Regions from separate parts of the Homo sapiens genome. Here all the other regions are linked to region 3. The links are chromatin contacts, found by Hi-C in ENCODE. All regions are on one chromosome and are shown on one strand. The core of a region is the stretch at or near the end of the contact, and the rest is flanking DNA. Distances in the headings are between cores, read along the strand shown. Region 1 holds the start of AP1S2 (adaptor related protein complex 1 subunit sigma 2). Region 2 holds the start of PHKA2-AS1 (PHKA2 antisense RNA 1). Region 3 holds the start of SCML1 (Scm polycomb group protein like 1).

Region 1 (2,700 bases), core at 173-2,672, 1.9 Mb after region 3:
CACAAAAAGAATATAATCCCTAATAAAGGATTCCTTTACATTGATTACATTTAGCTTCGTGAAAATTTTAGCATTTCTTTTTTTACTTTAGGCCATTAAAAAAATTCTGGCGACTATACTTAGGAACCTCTGCAAAAGGGGCATGGCCCAACAAAAGCAATTTTCTCGCTTCCTTTGTAAGAACCTAGGTGACTCGGGTAATGAATAGCATTTCGATATGGGAAACCCGTGGCTCTTCAAGGAAGGTCACCTAATCCCGTGGGACTCCCCTTTCCTTATCTGTAAATGACTAGATGATTCATCCATTCTATCATTCAGAAAATTATGAACATCCATTATGCCCAGGCATTACGCTCAGCATTACAGCTCTTAACAAATTTATCATTTTATAGTCTTTATCAGTCAACTCACATTTATTAGTTGTTATATACCAGGCTGTGAACTAGATTGAGATGCAAAATGAATACAATTTAAGGTGTGCTAAATAAAGGCTAACGGGCATGTGGGTGAAAGAGGGAATCGCTCTTACAGGGTTTTAGGGTGAGGCTTCATAGATGTGACATTTGGGAGCAAGGACATGCCAGGCACAGCAAGTCGTCGGCAGTGCTAAACTGGAACCCAGGCGGCTGGTGGGGCGACCCAGTGTGAAGGAAGCGGGATCTCGAAGGTGAGGTGCTGTCCGGGCTTTTCAGCCGAACGGACGGTAACTCATCCAGTCCGCAGCACCGAGGATGGGCGAGGCGAGCCCAGGGAACAGACTCCCGCGAAGCTCGGGGCGGAAGGTGTCTGGGCTAGGGCTGGAGCAGTGCAATGGGAAGGAGAGGGCGGATTCCGGACAATTTTGAGGCAGAATGATAGCAAAAGGCCCGTGAATGCGTGACGAGCTCCACAGAAGAGCTGACTTGTTTTTCCAGAGTTGCAGCACTCCCTCGTCTCCTCCCACCCTCCTCGTCAGCCGTCACACTTCACACTTCCTCTCTGGGGACACAGAGAATCATTAGAGCTCGAACGTGGCTCTTCGCTGTCCGGAACTTCCCTGCCCCGCACCACCCGCTAGGCTAAGGACGCTGCAGAATCCCGTCCTCCTATCATTAAACAAGCAGGACAGCCGCCCGCGCGCGTCCCGGAGGCACCTGCAAGAGCGCGCGGGCGCGCGGGCGCTCGGGCCCGGCAAACGCCGCTTCCGGGTCACGTGGCCCGGCTTCCGGTTCGCACCTCCCCTCAGCGAAGAAACCTCCAATCGGCTGCCTTGGACTCAGCGGTTACCCGCGCTGCCTCCGGTGCCGCTGGCGACCGCTGAGCCGCTTCCCGCGCGTCGCCTAGCCCGCCCCTCAGCTCGCCGCAGCCCCGGCTCCTCCCTCGTCCGGCCCCCGGGGCGGGGTCTGTCAGCTTGCCCTCCCCTCTCCGCCTAAGCCTGCCCTATGCCAGCCGGGTGTCCTCCCCACAGCACCACGGCTTCTCTTCCTCAGCACGGCGACAGGGGCTTCCCCTTCGCCGCCGCCGCCGCCGCCGGCCAAGCTCCGCCGCGCCCGCGGCCCGCGGCCGCCGTAAGTCCCTGGGGGCGAAAGGGGGCGCCGGGGATGGGGGAGAGGGGGAGGGAGGACTGGGCGCGCCCCCCGCCACCCCGCGCGCGCCCCGACGACCCCACCCCGAGCCTGCCCGGCCCGCCACTGGGTCGCCGCGCCCGCAACTCACTTCTCTCCGTGTCCGCGCCCTCCGCACCACTCCGCGCCGCGCCCGGGGATGTGGGGGCCAGTCCCGGGCTCCGCGACAGCCTCGCGGCACCTGTGGTTCGGGAATCGCCTCAAGTTTTGCGGGGCGCTTTCGGGAGGGGCCGGGGGCGGTGGCGGCCGAGGACTCTTGGCGCCCCCTGCGCGGCGGCGGATGCCATTGTCTGCTCCGCTCCTTGCCTGTCACCTCTCCCGGGCTTGGTCAGTGATGGAGTGTGGCCACGGGAGTGGGGGGGAGGCACCGGCGACGGCCGGACCCGAGGAACGCTGGCCCCGAGCCCGCGCCGCGGCTGAGCCCATTGTTTTTAATGCCAGTCTCGAGGAATTGTGGTGCCCTGTGATTTGCGGCAAAATCAAAGCGTTGGTTTTTAACACGAGGGAAGGAATACTCGTGCTTTGCAACCGGGTTTCGTCCCATGTTAGGACATAATTTATTTTAAGGAGAATACATTGTTTTTTCGTCCTGCAAAGTGGTAGGGCGGATACAGGACCCTGCTCCAGACAGCCTTGAGCCCATACTCTTCGCAGGCAAACCCTCACCCTTTCTGGTCACCAAGATCTAGGAATACGAGGTCCATTCTTTTCCAAGTTCTGGTAACGGGTTTGCAGTAAATGCCCAGTTGATGCTTCACTTCCTGCCCCCTTCGAATGCCGCTATCTTCAGGACTTGCACGGGAGGCACTTTGGTATCACCTAATAATGTCCTTATATTTTGTTCCCCTGACGCATTTTAAGTGAGGTAATAAGACCATTTTAACTTTACTAAAGTTGAATTGCCACGTCATACATTTCTAGATATCTTGTTGATACCTTTTTGGGTGGTTACAAAAAGCGACGATAATTTCTTACCGAAATTTAGGGCCCATTTTTATTCTACATTGGTTCTGTAAATTTCCCCTCCCCGTGTTCAAATTCAAGATGGTGTGGTGAATCTTGAGAATCATGCTTGAATCTTATTTGCAGTAACGCT
Region 2 (2,700 bases), core at 192-2,691, 1.2 Mb before region 3:
CCACAACAGCCGCTGACCAGAGCAGCTCTTCCCTCACAAGCCAGTTTGCTCCCTTTGCCCCTGAGGCTCCACGGGCTGCAGCTTCCCAGGTCTGGGGGGTCGCATTTTCATAGCCTTTGCATGTGTGTGTGTCTTTAAGACATGCCCGACAGAAACAAGAGTCTTGGAGATGACACGTAATTCACCTGCCCCGTGGATCATTTCAAACAGATAACGTGGGAAAGGTATAAGAAGGTATAAGTCATGAAAGTTGTTCTTGGAAAAAGCTCAGGAAGAGTTAGAGCCCTCCAGAATGAGCCAGGTGCTAATTTAGAACAGTCACCTGCCTGCCAATGATGATGACGTGCTCAGCCACCAAGCTGCGGGCCGGGAGAGGAGCCGTAATAAGCGATTCCACCAAGCCTTCCAGCCACTCCTTTGAAACCTCTTTAAAATGAAATCCTGAAATAGGACCGCATTTCCACAGGCATCAAGCTGTCAGCTTCAAAGGAGAACAGGCTTCTGAGGCCTGGCCCCTTCAGCGCGCAGCTGAGGCCCCCCTCCCCGAGGAGAGGAGCAGATGTTTGAGGGCAGAGGGCCTGTCCTGACAGCACCTGCGTGGAGGTGGCAGGAGGGGATTGTTTCTAGGCCAGGCGAGAGGAGCCTGGCAGCCCCTGGAGCCTCGAGCCGGGGGTGGCGGGGGCAGGAACTTCTACCTCCCTGCTCAGAGCCAAGAAGTCAATTTGAACCTTTGCTGGGGCTCGGTATTAACACGTTCTGCCTTGGAGGGCAAGCCGGTGGGGCCAGGAATAAGCATTCCTTTTAACAACTTCAGTTGAAAAGCAGCCACCGCCCCACCCGCTGCTGTCCCTGGCTCTCATCAGGTGAATTCAGCATTCCTGCCACCCTGCCAGTGCCTCTGTGATCCTGGGCATGAGTTGACCACTATGTACCTCAGTTTACCCATCCACAAAAAATGCAAAAGGCCAGGACTAAGCATGGGGGCGTGACGTGAACTCCCGCTCCTCCTCTGGTCAAGGGCTTCATGCTTAGAGGAAACCAGATAAGCCCTATTGCAACCCCACCTGGAGTGGAGTGGGGGAGGATGAGGAGGAGGGGGAGACCCTACCTTCCACAGGCCCAGGGACTCGAGGGGTGGGGCTCCATTAGGAGATCAGTCGGGGCATGGTGAAGGGGAGGAGAGGTTGTCAAGGCTCAGCTGCCTGGACAGAGAGGATGGAAATACTCCCTGTGTGAAAAAAGAAAAGGAAAAGACCCCAGATCAGGAGGCAGGAAATGCAGTTTGGCAGAGTTGGTTGATGCCACTTACTTCTGGACAAGAAGACTGGAGGCTTGGCCACCCTTGATGGAAATTGCAGCAGAACCATCTCTCTATTCTGTTGATTCCCGCACCAGGCTGGCAAATAGCTTTTGTCTTTTCTGCTTCCTTGTTGCAAAAGGGTACAAAAGCCTCCCACCCACCCCACCCCCAATCGCCCTTTGTGCCATTATCTTTCAAGGTGACTTAGCTTTTGAAGTCCCTGCCATCTGCTCTGCAGGCCTGTACTTTGCAGGATGTGAGAGCACCGCGTTCCCAGAATGCCTTCTGTTCTACCCGACGTGGCTACTGATAGCTCTGCCTGTGAGGGGAAAAGAAAGCTGCGCTGTGGCCCCCTTAAAGCCCAGTCCCTGCTGTCTCCCTCAAAAAGCCACTTAGGAAAGCCACGGCCTTGAGGTACCAAGAGAGTTCTTTGAGAAATGAGAGTGGAAACTGTGAGAGAGGCTGCTCTGCAGTCGAGTGCTGGGCACGTCTGACGATGCCTGGGAGAGGAAAAAATTCCATCAAAAAACTACCATGGTTTTCTTTAGAGGAACATATGTGCACTTTTGGCAAAACATGCCTTCTCAGGAGAGCTGGAATAGTTGGAACCAATGAACTCTGAAGTCATGTGATTCGTCCCTCTGTCTTCGTGCAGTCCTTAAACTATTCTGAAAAATGCATGAATCCAACACGAATCCTAGCATTTCTGCCATGCCCACTGAGGGCCAGGCAGGCATACAGCCTGGTTGGGGGGTGGGAGGGTGAAAAGTATCTCTTTTTGTGCTTGAAGGCCCCTGAGGAAGCCCCTAGGCTCCCGTGGTGAGTGTTCCCTGCGCTGGCCTAGCAGGGTGTTGGTGTCTTGAGCCCGAATCCTGTGCAGCATTGGCCCAACCCTTGCAGGTGGCCGCCACCCCTTTCCCCTGCAGCTGGCATAGCCAAGGTGCCAGGCTCTGCAAAGGGTAAGCTGCATCTGAATTGGGCACGAGGGGATGGTTGTGCCTTCCACATCTCCTTTTGTGAAAGATCTTCCCAGATGCAAACCCAGGATGGACTTGCCAAAGAGAAATCCCAGTAACTGGCTCTAATCTCTGTGCCACCAGCTGCCATTGTCTCGAAGTTCATTTGCAAACAACAGAAACCAACTGTGGCTGGGTTAAGTGGGAAGTTTATTAAACAATATTGGATAGGTCACATGGTCACCAGGCTAAGCGGCTCCCTAGCCAGGACCAAGATCCCATGTCATTCTCCAGTACTCCCAGGTTCATACCCCAGGACTTACACCACAGACACCCCCAATGCTGGGCACTGTCACTGGGACCACTGCCTCTGCTCTTTTGGAAACTAAATGTAGAGGCTTCTACTTGTCACCAAAAGGGATTTTAAACAGCCACTAGCTGCCA
Region 3 (2,700 bases), core at 101-2,600:
TTTACTTAAAATGAAACTCACTTATATTTACCACAGAAATCTAAACTCTTGATAACATAAGAACAAGAGGCCGTCTGATTTTCTAAAAGACTTTTTTTAGACATTAAAGACATTTTCAAAAGTCGTAAATATTCGCTCCGGAGGCGCAAGGCTTTCACCTGCCATTAATTCATCAGATAAGGCACAGCTCACAATGAGGCGCCACTCCCACCGGGACCACTTTGAGGAACACACAGCAAAACGCTCTGTTTGTTTTAAGAACAATCACTTTCTAAACCTTCCTGCGGGACTCTCAAAGGCAGCCCTTCCTTTGCCGCCAGAACCGCATCCCATCGCCCAGCACTTGCCGCAGGCCGGACAAGTGAGGCCCAAAAGGGCACCCAGCCCACGCCCCGCTTTAGAAAACACCGCGCGGCAAAGCTGCTTGGAAAATCGCTATCTTTTAGTCAACCTGAAGCCAGTTTGCCGCACTCGGGGAGAGCCGGGGAGAGGAGGGAGGGACGCGATCCGCCACCAACCAAATCAGGGCCTTTCCTGTTAACGACCACGCGGCAAGGGGGCCGGGCCCTCGCACGCCTCGACGGCCTCCCCCACTCCAAAGGGACTCCGATTTCGCAGGATCTCCCGCCTCCCGCCTCTGCTCCCAACACCCTACGTTTTTCTCTTCCTCCTCATTTACGTATTTACAATAAAACAGCGAAGCTGCACAGTCTGTCTCTAAATCAAACGCGGTTACCATCAAAGCCTCAGACTCTATGTCTCAACCGCAAAAGGTCTGACAGGAAATCAACTCGGGAGTTTGTCAATTCTTTAAACTCAAAGCTCTGTTAACGAAATCTGGATCCTTCCTCGCTCCCCACCTGCCTCCCCTGACAGGAGAATGACTGTAAAAGGATCCTGTCGTCCCCGAAAGTCAGCACCAAGCACTTCACAAATTGTCAAATCTCAAAAGCTTACACGCGCGGGCACTCCGGAAAGGCTGTGGGGACCACCCAAAGCACCCCCCTCCACACCGCGGCTGAAATTGGAGGCTGCGAAGTCAAGACTCGCTCTTCCCCGCAAAGCAAACCCTCTCTCCTCAGGAGAGCCCCGGCCCCTAAGCCAAATCGTGTATTCCCGTGACGGAAAGTTCAAGGTGAGGAAAAAGTACGACTGGACAGACCTATTTTAGTGACAGAGCCTGTCACGCCGGCCTCCGGAGGTCGCGGTAAAACTGCTCGCAGTAGTCCTGCCTCTCCGATGGGCGACAGCTGTGACCGTTAGGCCACTCGACGCTTCGGAAAGGTCCTGGCACCGGAAACCGGGCCTGGTCACGCGCACGCGAGACCAGTGATGCCCTGACCCCTGAGTGGATCAGAGAGCTCCCGCGACGCCGAATTCCCACACTCGCGGTTGGGGGGGGGGGGGGGGGGGGGGGGGGCGGGACTACCCGCTGACCAATCGGAGTCTGGCCACTGACAGGCGTCACCGTTGATCGGCCAATCCGCGGGTGCTCTCCCAGTCCTTGGGTGAGGGCGGGAATTTGCTAAGGAGATGGCTGTGGGGCGGGGCCGAGGGCGGGAATTTGCTGAGGAGATAGCTGTGGGGCGGGGCCGAGGGCGGGAATTTGCTGAGGAGATGGCTGTGGGGCGGGGCCTCTTACCTCAGGTTTTCCTTCGCAAGACCCGCAGGATTGAAAATGGACGTTAGGCCTTTCAGAGACTCGCGCGCTGAGTGGTTTCTGCGGCTGCGCAGGAGGCTGGCGCGCATGCGCAACCCTTCTAGTGGCGTTGTAGTTAGGGACGTGGTGTCCCCCCTTCGTTGTTGGGGTGTCCGAAGCTTTTTTTTTTTTTTAATGTGATCCCGCCCCTCCCCCGCGCTCTGTGACGCACCAGAGACGTCGTCGTAAACTGGGTTTCCTGGACGCACGCCAGTGATTGACTTGGAATGAGGAGAGGGGCGGGGCCTTAGCAGTTGCCCTGAGCCAGGTCTGGTAGGAAGGGCGAGGGGGGCCAGGGTGGGGGGCGGGCAAGATATTTCCAGTCTCCAGCACCCACAAGTTGGACTGGGGAACTAACGCAGACCTTGAAGGCAGATTTACTGGATTGGACCCCCAGCTCCAACACAGTCCTCCTATGGCCTTAGGCAAGCCAAGTAACCGCTTTGTGCTTCGGTTTCCCCATCTGTAAAATGGGTATAATATGGGGACTACATGAGTTAATGTATGCAAAGCACTTAGAACAGTACCTGGCATAGAATTTTGCTATTGTAATAAAGGCTATGTGACATCATCTAGTGGCATATAGTCTTACATACTTATATCGAGGCTGCTCATCTTGGGAAGGAGACACAGTCTGAGTAATTATCAGAAGCAAAGCAGGCAGATATTTCAAAGTAAAGCTATACATCTTTTCTTGGCCCAGAGAGGAGCTACAAAGAAAGTATACTGGACGTTGGAAATGTATCATTTTTCCTCTCAAATACGAAGCTAGATTAAAGCCCATTATAGATATAGTATATGTTTTTTTTTTGTTTTTGTTTTTGTTTGAGACGGAGTTTTGCTCTTGTTGCCCAGGCTGGAGTGTAGCGGTGTGATCTCGGCTCACTGCAACCTCTGCCTCCTGGGTTCAAGCGATTCTCCTGCCTCAGCCTCCAGAGTAGCTGGGATTACAGGCGTCTGCCACCATGCCCAGCTAATTTTTGTATTTTTAGTAGAGACGG

The links. Hi-C counts contacts between places; a loop is a spot of excess contacts on that map. Pooled maps may share reads with other maps.
Region 1: a map of endothelial cell of umbilical vein shows a loop between it and region 3 (10-fold over the local background). The contact joins the promoter of AP1S2 here to the promoter of SCML1 in region 3. A Hi-C loop is called at or near these places in 3 of 168 maps with a recorded cell type or tissue (CD4-positive, alpha-beta memory T cell, CD8-positive, alpha-beta T cell and endothelial cell of umbilical vein) and 8 of 50 pooled maps.
Region 2: a loop to region 3 is called in a map of gastrocnemius medialis, with 7 times the contacts of the local background. The contact joins the promoter of PHKA2-AS1 here to the promoter of SCML1 in region 3. A Hi-C loop is called at or near these places in 2 of 168 maps with a recorded cell type or tissue (gastrocnemius medialis and transverse colon) and 14 of 50 pooled maps.

Annotation. Positions count from the first base shown.
Region 1 is chrX:15,853,535-15,856,234 of GRCh38, reverse strand. AP1S2 (adaptor related protein complex 1 subunit sigma 2) reads left to right here and starts at 1,422. Exons shown (of 6, transcript NM_001272071.2): 1 at 1,422-1,547. RefSeq lists silencers at 1,006-1,115, 1,206-1,485, 1,706-1,995 and an enhancer at 784-1,388.
Region 2 is chrX:18,889,037-18,891,736 of GRCh38, reverse strand. PHKA2-AS1 (PHKA2 antisense RNA 1) reads right to left here and starts at 1,441. Exons shown (of 3, transcript NR_029379.1): 1 at 1,109-1,441.
Region 3 is chrX:17,736,143-17,738,842 of GRCh38, reverse strand. SCML1 (Scm polycomb group protein like 1) reads right to left here and starts at 1,350. Exons shown (of 8, transcript NM_001037540.3): 1 at 1,163-1,350.